Regions from separate parts of the Homo sapiens genome. Here region 1 is linked to region 2. Evidence: read pairs that join two places in POLR2A ChIA-PET (ENCODE). Cell type or tissue: MCF 10A. All regions are shown on one strand. Each heading gives the region's core, and the rest is flanking DNA. Links, peaks and the distances in the headings are about the cores only.

What was found. Peaks named below come from ENCODE experiments on the same cell type or tissue, not always from the same donor. Only the 100,000 strongest peaks of a DNase experiment are listed, where the experiment ranks them.
Region 1: POLR2A ChIA-PET joins it to region 2 with 14 read pairs; 2 of 35 experiments call an interaction of 5 or more read pairs at or near these places.

What each region holds. Positions count from the first base shown.
Region 1 is chr2:16,647,552-16,655,111 of GRCh38, forward strand. The region is part of intron 1 of CYRIA (CYFIP related Rac1 interactor A); the gene reads right to left. Among named protein-coding and RNA genes, the nearest start is that of CYRIA, 15 kb to the right of the region's middle. RefSeq lists enhancers at 2,315-2,364, 2,405-2,554. In MCF 10A, for the core only: no CTCF peak of the experiment used is centred there; a DNase peak (open chromatin) is centred at 3,430.
Region 2 is chr2:16,737,302-16,744,861 of GRCh38, forward strand. No RefSeq gene overlaps it. Among named protein-coding and RNA genes, the nearest start is that of CYRIA, 75 kb to the left of the region's middle. In MCF 10A, for the core only: no CTCF peak of the experiment used is centred there; DNase peaks (open chromatin) are centred at 1,730 and 3,060.

The DNA.
Region 1 (7,560 bases), core at 1,930-4,429, 90 kb before region 2:
TCTCCTTGATCAAAACCCATACTACAAGGCCCTGCAGGTCCAGTCTCCCTCTGAACCATATCACTGCTGTCTTCATTTACTCCTAGCCATACATACTGACCTCTTGCTTTTCTTTGAATTAGCAAAGCACACTCTCATCTTGGGCTCTCCCCACTTTCTTTCTCCTCTGCCTTGTACAGTCCACATTTTTCCTTCAGATTCTGGCATGGCTCACACAGCCCCCACAACCCCGCAGTTCAAACACTTCTTCCAGGTGTCTGCTAATCAGACTGCCTTCCCTGACCCACTCATATCAAGGTGAATGACAGTGTCCCTGTGAATGGCCTTTGTGCTTCCAATGAGCAATACTCTGAGAGGCTCCTGTTGGAGCCACCACTACAGTAGTTTGAGGCCCACGGCCCTGTCCAACCAGGATGCTCATCTCATCCCCCTGACCTCCCGGGCTGTAAACACTTTACATGTATCACCTCATTAAATCCTCACAGCACCCCTAAGAGAAAATGCTACTATTACTATCTTCATTCCATTAATCTGACTAATGAGACACAGAAAGGTTAAGTAATTTGCCTAAAGTCACACAGCTAGTGAGTGGAGAAGTGTCCCAGGTGGTTTTATCTATCTCAGAGAAACTCAGCCAGGGGGGTGGAGTCTCTGCCACACCCACTGCATAGCCTGGCCCTGCCCTCACATCTTGTTGCCTTGGTTCGGTTGTTTGTAAATTTAAGAGGCTACCATTGCTCCCAGGAAGACAGGGTAGGAACAACAATGACAACAGCAAAAAAAAAAAAAAAGAATGTAATGAATAGTAAGCATTTGGGACAGCCCCAAAGAAAGACACAACAATGGTCAAAAGCACTATGTCAATACTGTCCCTGTCAAGGCCACTGCCCATCAACAATGCTGGGGACCTTGAGTTAAGTCTGTGCCACTAGAGTTATTTGATGTGATGACACGAGTTTCATCAAAAGGGGAATTTCAGCAAAAGGCTTTGTGGATGTGATTACACTTGAATTTAAGAAATAAATTGATAAACCTGTTTATCTCTCTAGCATGCAGCTGAAAATTTGGCTTTGCTGTTTTCTAATCTTAAATAGACTTCAGAGACTTGGCTTATATTTTACTGTCTTGGGTTCCCAGATTATTGGAGCAGCTGTGATCTCATGAATTTACTCAGAACAACTAGTATGTACTGAATATCTACTATATATCAAGAAGAGGGTCTAGGCCTTGCTTTTAAAATGTAGGGGTGGGTGACACAAAATTTCCTCCATCATAGACCACTACATTCTAGTGTGATATTTCCCAATAAATATTGATACCAGACATAAGCTCCATTCTTAGTATCCAGTCAAATATTATTTTACTAAGAACATAATGTTCACACCGTGTTTAATAAGCTTACAATGTACTTGTTACACTGCATTATTTCCTCAATTGTAAAAGATTTTATAGTCAGCCTTTCATATTCACAGTTCCACATCCTTGGAATTCAACCGACCAGGTTGGAAAATACTCAGAAAAAAAAATAAAAAAATAACAACAATAAAGCATAATGAAAATTTAAAAAACAACATAGTATAACAACTATTCACTTAGCATTTACATTGTATTAGGTATTGTAATCTAGAGATTATTGAAAGTATATAGGAGGAGATACATAGGTTATATGCAAATACTATGTCATTTTATATAAGGGACTTGATCTTCTGCAGATTTTGATATCTTGGGAGAGGGATGGTCTCTCTCCCAGGGACGATTACAGTACAGAGGAAGGATGTACAGCACAGGGGATGGTTGCACAGTACAGGGGACGGTTGTACACTACAGGGGACAGTTGTACAGTACAGGGGATGGTTGTATAGTACAGGGCATGGTTATACAGTATGGGGGACAGTTGTACAGTACAGGGCATGGTTATACAGTATGGGGGACAGTTGTACAGTACAGGGCATGGCTGTACAGTACACAGGGCATGGCTGTACAGTACAGAGGACAGTTAGTTGTGTAATACAGGGCATGTTTATACAGTACAGTGGATGGTTGTACAGTACAGGGCATGGTTGTACAGTACAGGAGACAGTTGTACAGTACAGGGCATGATTGTACAGCACAGGGAACAGTTACAGTACAGGACACAGTTGTACAGTACAGGACACAGTTGTACAGTACAGGGGATGGCTATACAGCACAGGGCACGGTTGTACAGTACAGGGCATGGTTATACAGTACAGGGGACAGTTATACAGTACAGAGCACGGTTGTACAGTACCATCCTGCTGGTTGCCAGATGACTTGGATGTACCACTTCCCCTCCCTGGGAGGAGGTTACAATTGGTATAGGACTTGGACATTTGCCTTGTTTACCAAATGGAGTGAAAATAGAATAAAGAAAGCCACATCCCAGTAGAAGTTTCAACAAGAGTCTCAAGTTTCTGCCACCTTGCTCGATCGCTTCTGTCATGAGCATGACACATTCCAAGAAGCACACACCCCCTCAGCCCAGGTTCCAGAATGAGAAGAAATGTACACCAGTGCCACAGAAGCCAACCTGCAGCCCCTGACACGTGGCACAGCAAGACAGTCGTCGCCATCAGCCACTGAGATTTGGGGGTTATTTCTGACTGCAGCAAAAGTGACATACTCCACATTTTTCCAGATTAAATAATTTTATATTCACAGGTATTATGTTGGGGTCTGCTGAGACGAAATTATGTCAATTTTATGGATGACATCCCTAAGACGTAAGAGTGGTTAAGCAATGGCCCAGAAATCAACCAAAAAGAGGAGCAAAGCTATATACTCAGCTGAATGAGTATATAGTATAAAACAAGACTGACTCACTTCAATATAAAAATCTCTGCAAACTGCAGATCGATTAAAACACTAGCAAATCATAAAGGTTTCATTGGTCTCTGGGCCAGTTCCTGATATCAGGGATGATGCAACAACAGACCAAGAGGCCTACAATAGAACAAATGCAGAACCTTCTCCGTTAAGCTTCATGGGCTGGCAGCCCCAGCTCTCACACTCAGAGGCTCCACAAAGCAACCCTAAACATCTCAGAGAGACTGGATGCTCCTCTCTGGCCATGGAAAGGCCTTCTGAGCTCAACAGACAAGCTCTGTAGTGGCTCTGTGACAAGTATCTCAGAATGCCCATTACATGCCTGCAACCGGCACCGGGAATGGCAACAATCAGAGGGTGTGTTATTTCACCAGGAAATTCAAACAGAAAGACCGTGACCTTAAGGCAAGTCAAGGAGGAAGGTAGCAATTCAGGACAGAGGCTCACAGGCTTTGACATGAGTGACTAATTCAATTTTTTGCTCCTGTTGTTTTAAATTCAAACCTTATTGTTCTTTTTCTTTGCTTTATTATCTTCTTTCTCTCTTACTTTCACTTTAAAAAAACATTCCATTCAACGGGGGCGAGTGAGTCACCATAATCATTTATTTAGACGCATTTCAGGCTCGCTCTATGCTATCCGGCCCCACTTGCTGACATGTATGGAAGGCGTTCTGCAGCAGCTGATCTTTTTACCAGAAAGCCCAATTTTCAACAGCTATTTCTGGGGGGTCTGGGAGGGTTGGCACCTTGCATGTGGCTTTTCATGACAATTCACACCTTTGGTTTCCTACCCTGACCCAAGCTAGGCTGACTTCTAACACCTCCCACTCCTGTATACCCACAGATGCTGTTTTCAAGCCTCCTCGTACCTGGAGCAACAATCCTGGCCTTTGCCTTCTTATACTGTCATATCAACTACATTAAATTATCATCCTAGAAAAATTAGGTAAACATATACGTGTGCATGTTTGTAAAGCACCGCACTGCAGTGCAGAAGCCAAATACTAATATAAAATCAGGAAAAGTATTTCTGACAGCTGGAAAAAATCCCTAAACAGTTGCAGACAAACCTGGAGAAGTAAAGTTGATAAAAATTGATCTGTGAACAGACTCTATCCTTCATCCAAAACCTCTCACCAGGTAGCACCTTGTGAACATGGGTCCCGCACAGGCATGTGAGTCACGCCCTGCAATTTATACAGAGCTTTCAACTTGTTTTCAAAGCTTGTTGTCTTCAAAATATTCCTGAAAAGGAGGCAGGAAGGAAGATTAGCTCCACTGGAGGATGAGGAGATGAAGACCCAGGGAGGCTGTCCACTCACTTTGAGCAGGTCATTGGCAGACCAAGAATTAACTTTTTATTATTTTAATATCAGGTGCCGTGAATTTTTTTTTTAATTTCCCCATTTTAAAAACTTGTAATATGCAGTTGAATGCAGGAAATTCCAGTCATCTTATGTCAAGTACCTTCAGATAAGGTTCTTCAAGGAGGCTGCTTGGAATGGGTTCCATGAGGAAGGGGTTTATCTGTCAGAACAACCCCAGCACCTAAGCACAGTCAGTTCTCAAAAAACAGTTTTTGAATAAGGAAAAGGCAAGTCTTTGCTTTTTCCCTTTTTAATATTTTTAAGCAAACCTACTACCTGATCCAGCAGCTGAAAGCAATCTTCCCTCCCCAGCTCTCGTTAATGAACACTCCACAACTTTGTAACTATGGGGTCCATCCTTTGACACCCACACATACTTCTGGTTGGAAATCCATTTCTATCATTCCTTTGTGAAAATTCCCTAACATCTTCCCACAGCTTCAGGATGTCCTCTAGCTTCCGTCTTCAGTGAGCTCTTACCTACCCCCCTCACACTCTAACCCTATGAGCTACTTGTCCCACCTGCTCTAAGTTGCTACAAGTTGCTATAAGCCACTTTTTGTCCTGAGGAGCAGGATTCAGATGGGCAGAGGATACGAGGTGGGAGCTGGCAGCCTCCAGAGGTCCCTGAGCCTCACTGGGGCCAAATGCTTTTCTTAGCCATCCTCTCTCCCCTTGCCGTATACCCTATTATATTTGCTAGGATTTTTCCCTGCATTTGAAGAAATTCAAGCTCCTCTGAGATGAGCATTTTGCTCTGTAAAGGGAAAGGCCCTGCCAGGGGAGGTTCTTTTCCTTCTGGAAAGGTCTCCAGAGATGAAGTCTTCCGGGTCCCACAGACTCCCCCTGCTACCCCCTGCCACCCTCTGCGTCAGCAAAGTGGAGAGTGGAAAGTCTTGGCTGAAATCCTGACACACTTTGAGGGTTTCTCGAGAGCTTCCCTGTTCCAGCCTTCGGTCAGTTTTTATAAACACCAGTCCCCAGCAGGGATCGGATGAGCAGTTAATCCCCGGGGATTCTGAAGAAGCCCTCTTCCTCTGGACTCCAATTAACACTCTCCTCTCCACAGCTTTCACTTCCAGCTTTCTCCTGGCACCTTATCCTTTCCTTAGCAATCCTGCCCATGTGATGCTTGTCCAGCTGGTTAATGGGGATTTACAGCCAGCATTTCTTCAAAGTTCCAATGTTTATTTAAAAAAATCACAAATAATATTTAACTAGGACTCTTGGACTTAAAAAAATAAATAGGAGCAGAAGTCTTCATAAAAGCTGGGCTCTCTTTCTATCCCAGACCCTTTGCTATGTGCTGGGGATGTGAAGATTGAAGACAAGCCTGGGCCTGTCCTGCATGGTGCACAGGCCAGCATGAGAACAGGCCAGTGAACTGCAGACAGCAAAAACATCCTGGGTCAGAGGGAGTGCCAGGAGGGCCTTGAAATCACAGGCTGGCCTGTGATGTCTCCATGACCCCATGGCCTGCAACCGGTCACTTGTCCACTCAGCTCTGGCCCTGGCCTCCCTGCAGTTTCTTCATCTGGCCAGACACACTCCACTCTGGTTTGGCCCTCGCTGAGGCTCAGACTGGAACAGTTTCCCCCAATTATCCACAATGATTATTTTACGTCCTTCAGGCCTTCACTCAATCCTCACCTTCTCTGACAACCCTATTTAAAATAGCAACTCTTTCCCCAAACTTGCTGTCATCCACCCATCCTTCTGTATACCCATCTCTGCTTCATTTTCCTTCATGGAACTTACCACCATCTAACATGATATACATTTTACTTGTTTATATGTTTATGGTCCATCTTTCCCCAACAAAATATAAGCTCCATGGGTTAGGGAGTTTGTGTGTTTGGTTTACTGCTGAATCCCCAGAAACAGACCCAGAGAAGTGCACAACTCATTGTAGGTGCTCAATAAGTATCTGTTGAATAAGTAGATGGACAGATGGACGGATGAATTTGACGGGGACCTGGGGAAGGTTTATGGCGAATGTTACACCAGAAGCGAATCTCAAAGGGTCTGTCCAGGCAAAGAAAGGGCATTTTGAAAACAGGATGTAGCTCATGTGTGATCCTGCGTAAATCACATTACCATTTTCTCTTCTGTAATACGAAGCTAACGCATAGTATTTGCAAGTCTATGATGAGCCATGAAACTGAAAATGGACTTTGGGTGAGCTAAACTGAGCCAGTAGTGGGGCAGGCTGAAACAACATGGGAAGAGACAAGAGGAAGTTGCCTTTCTCCACAGCCAGCAGATTGAGTTATGACCAGCAGACAGATACTGGGGAAGCCCAGCCCTGTGAGGTGGGAGCTGGTGGGTCAGCTTGATCTCCTGGTTCAACAAGGAGTGTTTCTGTTCCAGGGCAAGGCAAAACCCCAAGCGCTCTATAAAACTGCAGCCTGTGAATCACTGATTCACCAAGCAAGCCAAAATGTTTGCATCTCTCCGAGTCTTGGTTTTGCTCTCTATAAAATAAAAAGCACAACTTCTTCTTCCATCGAATGACACATCTGGAAGTATCCAGAAAACTGTCTGGCACTTTGGGAATACATGGTCAAAGTTTGTTAAGTAGAAATACCATATACTATTTGCATGAAATTTACATTAAGGTAGGGCGTGCCATGGGACTCCATTCTGGAAAAAGGCAAAGAAATCAAGCTATGATCATATTTTCTGAGGCTTAAGAGACTCCAGTCATGGCAGGAAAAAGGATTTTATTTTCTTTAAAAAAAAATAAAATTGTGGCCTGGAAGCAGTGCGAGCTGTGTGGTATGGAAACGTGTAGAAGTTTTAGAGCCAGGCCGACTTCAACCAAATCCTGGTGCCCCATTTTCAGCCCTTTTCAGTCCTATGTCTTAAAGCAAATTTTAAAAAAAACCTTCTTAGCTTCATTGTCTTTATCTTTAAAAAAGAAATGAAAATATCACCTTAGAAGGTGTCTGTGGGATGAAAAAATGTATACAAAAATACTATCCAAATAGTTAGAATTAATAGGTGCTAAATGTATACTGAATAGCATAATTCACTGTTGTTAACATAATTAAAAATTTGGGAATACTATGAAAAATTAAGGGTCATGACTGGACTGGGCAAGCTATAAGTCACTGGTTAGAAAAAAATAACTCACATTCATATACCACAAATAGTGATCACACTGTAGCTATTTTAGTTTCTATGAGCTACTCAATCTATTTCCTGAATCTGAGGTTTAACAGATAAATTTACACAACCTATGACCTTACTAGCAGGTTGAGCATGTAGTGTGAAAGGGAGAAAGAGGGACGAGGCCTTGACACACAGATGTTTTAAAGGGAGAAAAAACAGGAGATATGCACTTA
Region 2 (7,560 bases), core at 1,697-4,196:
TACACAGACAATAATGAAGCACGTAAACAACAAACAGATAACTGTTGAGTGTTGATAAATACGACAAAGAAAGTAAACAGGGCAAGAAGATAGAGTGAGATAATGGAGTGTATGCTATTTTATATAAAATGATAAAGAGAGGCCTCACTGATCCGATGACATTTTGGCCAAGACGCTACTGAGATAAGACAGTGAGCTACACAGATAAATGGAGGAACCTTGTGTTCAGCAGGGGTGACAGCAACTGCCAAGGTCTTGAGGCAGGACTGCAAGGAGTATGTTTGAAAATAGTAATCATCCTGCAAAGTAATTGCTATTATCCTCATTTTACAGATAAAAAATCGGAGGCACTGTACAGCAAAGCAACTCATCTAAGGTCACAGGACTGGTGAATGTACAGCTGTAATTTCAGCCTGAGTCTCTCTGACTCCAAAGCCTTTGTTCTTTCCTTCACATTGCCATGTTCAAAGGCAGTGCTGGTGGTATGAAAAGAGAGAGTGGAATGCCCCCTGAATTTATCATCCCACCTCACTCTTCCAGGGAAGTTTCCTGGATCCTTCCTCCATCTATACATCAAGCAGTTTATCTTGACTGAGCAACCACTATGTGCCCACTTGTGTTGGGCACCAAGGGAAAGCCAGTGTTCATGACCACCTGATGATCTCACACAGGAGAGAGCTCACAGAGGGGTCAAAGTCCACCTGGAGTAGGTCAGAGAATGAGAGCTGGACTGGGAATGCTTGTTGGGGGAGATAGAATATGAGCTGGGTATGAAAGAATGAGGAGTAGATAAGCTTCTGGCTTGGTGACTACTCGGCTTCCCCATCACCCCCACCTGTAGTAGGTAGTATTATTTGTTGACCCATATTTCTTTCTCTACTTCTATTGCCAAGTCCTCCCTGTGGGTAGAATGTTGTCTGTTTCATTGACTTTGGCTTTGGCCATATGATGTGCATGGGTTAATGCAATGTGGGTGAGAGTGACAGTTACTGCTTTGATCTGAAACTTGGAGAGTCATGGCAAAGCTCTGCTGGTCTTTTACTCTTCACTTTACCACAAGAATAAAGCATCCCAGGTAGTTGCTGGTCCAGAATGAGTAGATATACGGGGTGGAACTAAATCCAGCCCATTTTCTAAAGTCAAGCTCAGCCAACCCAGCAGGTGCCAATAGTATCACTGTTGGCCTGTCCACCTGTAAATGTGACATAAACATTTGTTTTAATAAGCCAGTGAGATTTTTGTGATTGTGTATTACCTGGCACTCTTACAGCAGTATTTAAATAATAAATAATACACCTTTGCTTTCAGTCATAGGTAAACTCAGGTAAGCACCTTAACTGTTCTGGCGGATGGGGCACATTATGAAAACAAGCCAGAAAATGTATTAGTCACTCAGGTTCATGAACTCTGCAGCTCAAGATTCTGTCTCTGACTTTATAGATATCCCAATAATTGTGTTTTTGTTCCCACCCTCCTCACCCTTATCATCTAGCCTACAGATTGTCCATAGCACAGAGTATGAAAAATTCTTTAAAAGTTGGTTCCTGTATTAGTCCACTTTGCATCACTGTAAAGGAATACCTGAGATGGGGCAATTTACAAAGCAAAGGGGTTTGTTTGTCTCATGGTTCTGTAGGCTGTACAAGAAGCATAGCAGCAGCATCTGCTTGTGGTGAGGCCTCAGGATACCTTTACTCATGGCAGAAGGCAAGGGAAGCTGGTACGTCACACAGTGGGAAAGGAATCAAGAGAAGAGGGGAGGGAGGTGCCAGACTCTTTAACAACCGGATCTTGCACAAACTAATGAAGTGAAGACTTACTCATTACTTGGGGAGGACACTAAGTCATTCACGAGGGATCCACTCCCCTGACCCAAACATCTCCCACCAGATCCCACCTCCAACACTGGGGTCACATTTCAACGTGAGATTCAGAGGGAACAAATATTCAAACTCTATCAGCTCCTGTGTCCCAATAATTTCTAGTTATTTACAGTAGAGAATATTAACTTTGCTCCATGAAATCTTGGAGCACTAGAGGGACTACTGAAGGGCCAGCCATGGTAAGAGAAGGACAACAAGACCAGGGATTCCAGACTCCCATCTGGGCTGCAACTCAAAAATTTCTACTTTTATTTGTTGTATACAATCAGATTCCTTATAAAACTTTGTCTGAAGCTGAAATCCACTACTGAAGAATGTTTGGAATCACTAGTGTACATGGAAAGCCCCACTTCCACACCCTGATATCTCAGGGCTTCCATAACCTTTCCCCACTTTTTAGTCTAATGGTCCCGTTTCTCCCTTGGCTCTAGTCCCCTTTCCCAATAGTCTGTGCACTCCAGTTACTGTTCCCATGCATGCTCAGATTTCTTTTGCCTCCCTTCTCTCTGTTTGCAAAGCCCTTCCCACTTCTATCTGCCAAAGCCACCATTTGTCTCCCAGGACCTAGCATCAGAGACAGAGAAAGTTCCCCAGAGAATGTTTAGTCCAACCCCTCTACTTTGTAATGTTGTAATGTTGATTTGTAAATTCCAACATCTATTGAGTATTTATTAAAGACAGGCACTGATAAGCATTTTACGTAAATCAGTTCAGTGAATCCTTCAATACTTTGAACTGTGTACTATTATTCTTTCCATTTTATGCAGGAAGAAACTGAAGCCCAGAGAGGTTAAGTAACTTGCTCAAGGTCACACAGCAGTTTAGTACATAGTCAGTGTCTGAATTTACACAGGCTCCAGAGTCTGCATTTTAACCCTTTCAAAATATTGCCTTCCTCATTTTATAGATGAAGAAACTGTGCCATTCAGTTGAAAGAGATTTGCTTAAGGTTACACAGCTGGTTTATGACCAATCAGGTCAGTGCCCAGGCCTCTCGGTGCCAGTCTGGGCTTCATTCAACCTTGGTTGTGCCCACGCTGGAGGTGCCCAGCTGGTGACACAGCCAGGAGGAATCCTTGCAGTGGTGCCTCCTGCCAACTGGCCATACCTGTGTGCAGTCCACGCTGGGCATGTTCTCATTTGCTTGCAGAGCTGGAAGGGACCTTGGAGCATGTCCAGGTCATTGACTTTTACCTGACTACCCATTAAACTTACCTGGGAAAGTTTTAAAAATACTGCTAAGCTGCACTCTCAGGGTGTCTGATTTAATGGTACAGGGGGTGTGCCAGGACATTGGTATTTTGGACACACTCCCAGGTGGTTCTGAAGTGCAGCCAAGGTTGAGATACTCTGTTGTAATCCAACATACTGCTGTGCCACCCCATTTCATAGAACAAGAAATGACCTGTGTCAGTCCCCAAGTAGTCAGAAGCAAAGCCTAGCCTAGAGGAGACTCCCTGATGATATTAAACCCCATACTCGATTCTACTAAACAGGAGTTCCCCGCTGATCATATCAGGCATCTACACCTTCCTGTGGCACATGAGCCCAGAGCAAAGCAAATAAAATCCCATCTGGTTGGAGAAAAATAAAATGAAGACTACTGGGCACCGTCACCATAAGCATGGGTTGCTATCACAAAGTATTATAGACCAGGGAGCTTATAAACAGCAAATTTATTTCTCACAGTTCTGGAGGCTGGAAGTCTGAGATCCAGGTGCCAGCATGGTTGGGTTCTGGTGAGGACCCTCTTCTGGTTGCAGAGAGCTGACTTCTCACCACATTCTCACATGGTGAAAAGAGAGTGACTTTGCTGTCTGGCCTATTCTTATAAAGGCACTAACCCCACTCACGAGAGCACCACTCTCATCACCTAATCACCTCCCAAAGGCCCCCCCTGCTAACAAGATCACATCAATCCCGATGCCACGCTGTTAGGAGGTGGGGCCTTTGGGAGGCGATTGGGATTAACTAAATGTTTGTGGGGAACACAAACATTCAGTCTGTTGCAGCCACAGGACCTGGGATGTCATTGAGGCGATTTGTGATGGCACAACCCAATGGTTGGGGATCAGGAAATGTAAGCTTCGAAGGCTTATTCCATTGTCCTTTGTATGAAATTCAGTAACTCCTGTATTAATTTCAGTAACCCTGGACTGTCATGGGTCTGCCCCCTTTCGTGGGGTATGGGCTGAGATCTGGCCACCACCTTCCTACCTTCCACACCGTTAACCCCAGTACTTCATATGGAACACACCCTAAATTTGATTTTTTTAAAAAAATAGTCATAACCAAACACCTCATATTTTATCTTTTTTTCTGAAAAAGAATTTTAAAATCTGACATGCCACTTAAAAAAAAAAAGAAATCGCATGAGTATAGGCATGCCAGTTTAACTGGGGGTTAAAAAATCCTCACTTTCACAGCCTCTTGCTATGTAGTTGTCCCTGGTTACTGTTCTGCCTCTGTCTCCACAGAGACCACTCTGGGCCAGTAACCATGGCGATAGGAGAAGACGTGAGCAGATGGGAGCACTATGTGCAGAACTTAAACATCCTTGTGTTGGGGGGAGGTAAGTGGGGAATGAGGGAAGGAGAGGAAAGAAACCTAAGAGAGACAGAAAGAAGTTACAAAATCCTTAACCTAGGAATAGATTGCAATGTTGGGGACAAACCACAAGGCATGTTTTTTTATTTTTCTTTTTTGCTGCTGAGCCAAGCTCTTCTTTTTGATTTCAATAATGATTTATCCCTAGGGAAATGGAGACAAAAGCTTTCAACATACAGAGCTGGAGGCATTTTTTAACCATAAATGTATTGCATTAATATATGTTTAACGCATTATTCAACTTGGGAAAGCAAGAGTCTGAAACCCTGTCAATTTAGGTACAATGTAATTGTGGCATATTGGGAAGACCATAGCCTGTGCAGGAGGAATGACATTGGGACACAGACCCTGCCTCAACCAGTCTCCTCCTGGGAGCCACAGGCCAGGCCCTGCTTCCAGAGACTTGGCTTATAAGATTCTCTGAAAGGGAGCCAACAGATAGTTGGCTTTGAAATTATGCAAAAAGAAAATCTTAAAGGATGCTAAACTGAGATTTTCTGTATTAGTTTTTGCTGAGGTTCCGAAGAATGACACCAAAAAACTAGGTGGCAAGCAACCATGCATGGCATATGAAGAAATTGCAAATTCAGTTTTTCAGTTCTTAGCCTAAAAGTAATAGGGAAGTGGCCAGGGGCAATTTCTTTGCAGAGATATTTGGCTGAATATCACTCCCAGCTCATGGGAGAGAGAAAGGGGCCATTTTCCCACCACTTACCTAAAACCAAGGAAGGAATTATCAAGAAACCCACTAGGAGCTTGATCCATGACCCTCTGGAATTTGAGGGAACCATACGAACTTGCACCTGACTCAGAATAGAGATCATGGCTGATACTGCAGCCTGTAGGGTGGGTGGATGGGGCAGGGGCTGAGGGAGAGGCTGGGAGGAGAAAGAACATAGAGAGGAGGGGAAAAGCTGTAAATTCCACAAAGAGTCCATGAGCTTTTGTTTTAGACTTAAATAAGCTTTTATTTGGTTTATTTATTGAAGAACACTGGAAAAGTTGAAGCTAGCCTGAGACTTTATGCAGGGTGGTGATAGGAGGAGAAATGCACAGATGCTGAAAGCTGCGTCTCCTAGTCTTAAAGAGAAATGATGAGAAAGGATGAAGTGGCTTTCTGTTTGTACCGTACAGGTGCCAGCCCATTCAATAAACTGGTTACAGGGTGTTAGGGAATGAATTGTGTCCTGTCAAAATTTAGATATTAAAGTTCTAACCCCCAGTGCCTCAGAGTATGACTGTGTTTGGAGATACAGTATTTAAATAGACAATTAAGGTAAAATGAGGCCATGTGGGTGAGTCTTAATTCAGTATGATTTGTATCCTTATAAGAAAAGAGAATTAGGGGCTGGGCACGGTGGCTCACACCTGTAATCCCAGCACTTTAGGAGGCTGAGGCAGGCAGATCACAAGGTCAGGAGATCAAGACCATCCTAGCCAACATGATGAACCCACATCTCTACTAAAAATGAAAAAAAAAATAATAACTGGGTGTGGTGACACATGCCTGTAGTCCCAGCTACTCAAGAGACTGAGGCAGGAGAATCGCTTGAACCCAGGAGGCAGAGATTGCAGTGAGCCAAGATTGCGCCACTGCATTCCAGCCTGGAGACAGAGTGAGACTCTGTCTCAATAAAACAAAACAAACAAACAAACAAAACAAGGGGGTTAGGACACTGACACACACAGAGGGAAGACTATGTAGCTTTGGTCCTCAGTGCCTCAATGGACTTCACAAAACCTGCTCAGAGACAAGACTGGACTGGAAGATACTGTGAAGTCCAGGAGGACCAAAACTGTGAAGATACCAAAAGATGACCATCTATAAGCCAAGAAGAAAGACCTCAGGAGAAATCAATCCTGCTGACACCTTGGTCTTGGACTTGTAGCCTTCAGAATTGTAATAAAATTTCTGTTAAGTCACCCAGTCTGCAGTACTTTGTCATGGCAGCCCTAGCAAACTAATATATGGCTATGACTATTTTGGGACTCTAGCTGCCTGTATCTTTGGCCTGAAGAGAGGTGGAGTCTCTCCAAGGATCTCTGCAAAATAACATTTCTAGGGTCTTTTAAGAGACTTGAGGTTTTGCTGCTTCTCTATATCCTCCACAACTCACTCCTTGTCATCCATTCTTGAGTGAAAGCCATTTACAGTCATCACTCATTTATCTGCATTGAGGCTATTGGATCCTGGTTGCTCTGGTACTTTGGGTTCAGATACATAGAAATTTATGCCATTTCCCCTGGATCTCAGGACTGGAAGTCAATGCCCAGGCAGGTCATGGTGGCAGGTGAAGTAGGGGGCTGCCTGTGGTGTGGTAGTTTAGGACAGATGGACAAGCCTACAGCCACCAAGTCACCAACTCAAACCAAACTGAACCTAAAACAAAGTCCTTACCCACTTGCTCGCTGATTCTGATAATGCTTTCCCTGGAGTTTCTTCACTCCTTTCCACAATGTCCAGAGCTAGAAGGAGCCACAGAGCCTACTCCATCCATCACAATGACACCTGATACACAATCTCCATTCATTCATCTACTCACTTACCTAACAAATGCAAATAAACCAATAAAACAGGGATGAGATATGCAAACAAACAGAATTTGTATTTTTCCATGAGTTCTTCCAAACAATTTCTTTCTAGGCCCAAAGAGTGCTTCTAAGGGGAAAGAAGTTTCCAGAAAAAATAATCTGCATTTCCAAGTGGCTGACGAGGAGGCTTGGTCTGGTTGATTTCAAGGGTGTCTCACAAGCTTGTTCTGCTCAGAGACCAGGCTGAACTGGAGCCAGTACTGTGAAGTCCAGTGAGGACCAAAGCCACAGCCACACATGCAGCAGAAGAGCAAAATTCTGTCCTCTACTGGTGCCTCCAGCCATGATGCCAGGATGCAAAGGCATCCAGCTTTCCAGGATCCCTTCAGGGTTGCAGTCATGAGCAGGCACATTGCCTAAGCACCTGGTATTGCTAGGACCTATGCCAGGAAGATTTTCTTGTTGCCCTTAATTCAATGCAAGAGCCCTGGAAGGTTGGTAGCAGTATCCCTCACCATATAAATGAGGAACATGGTAT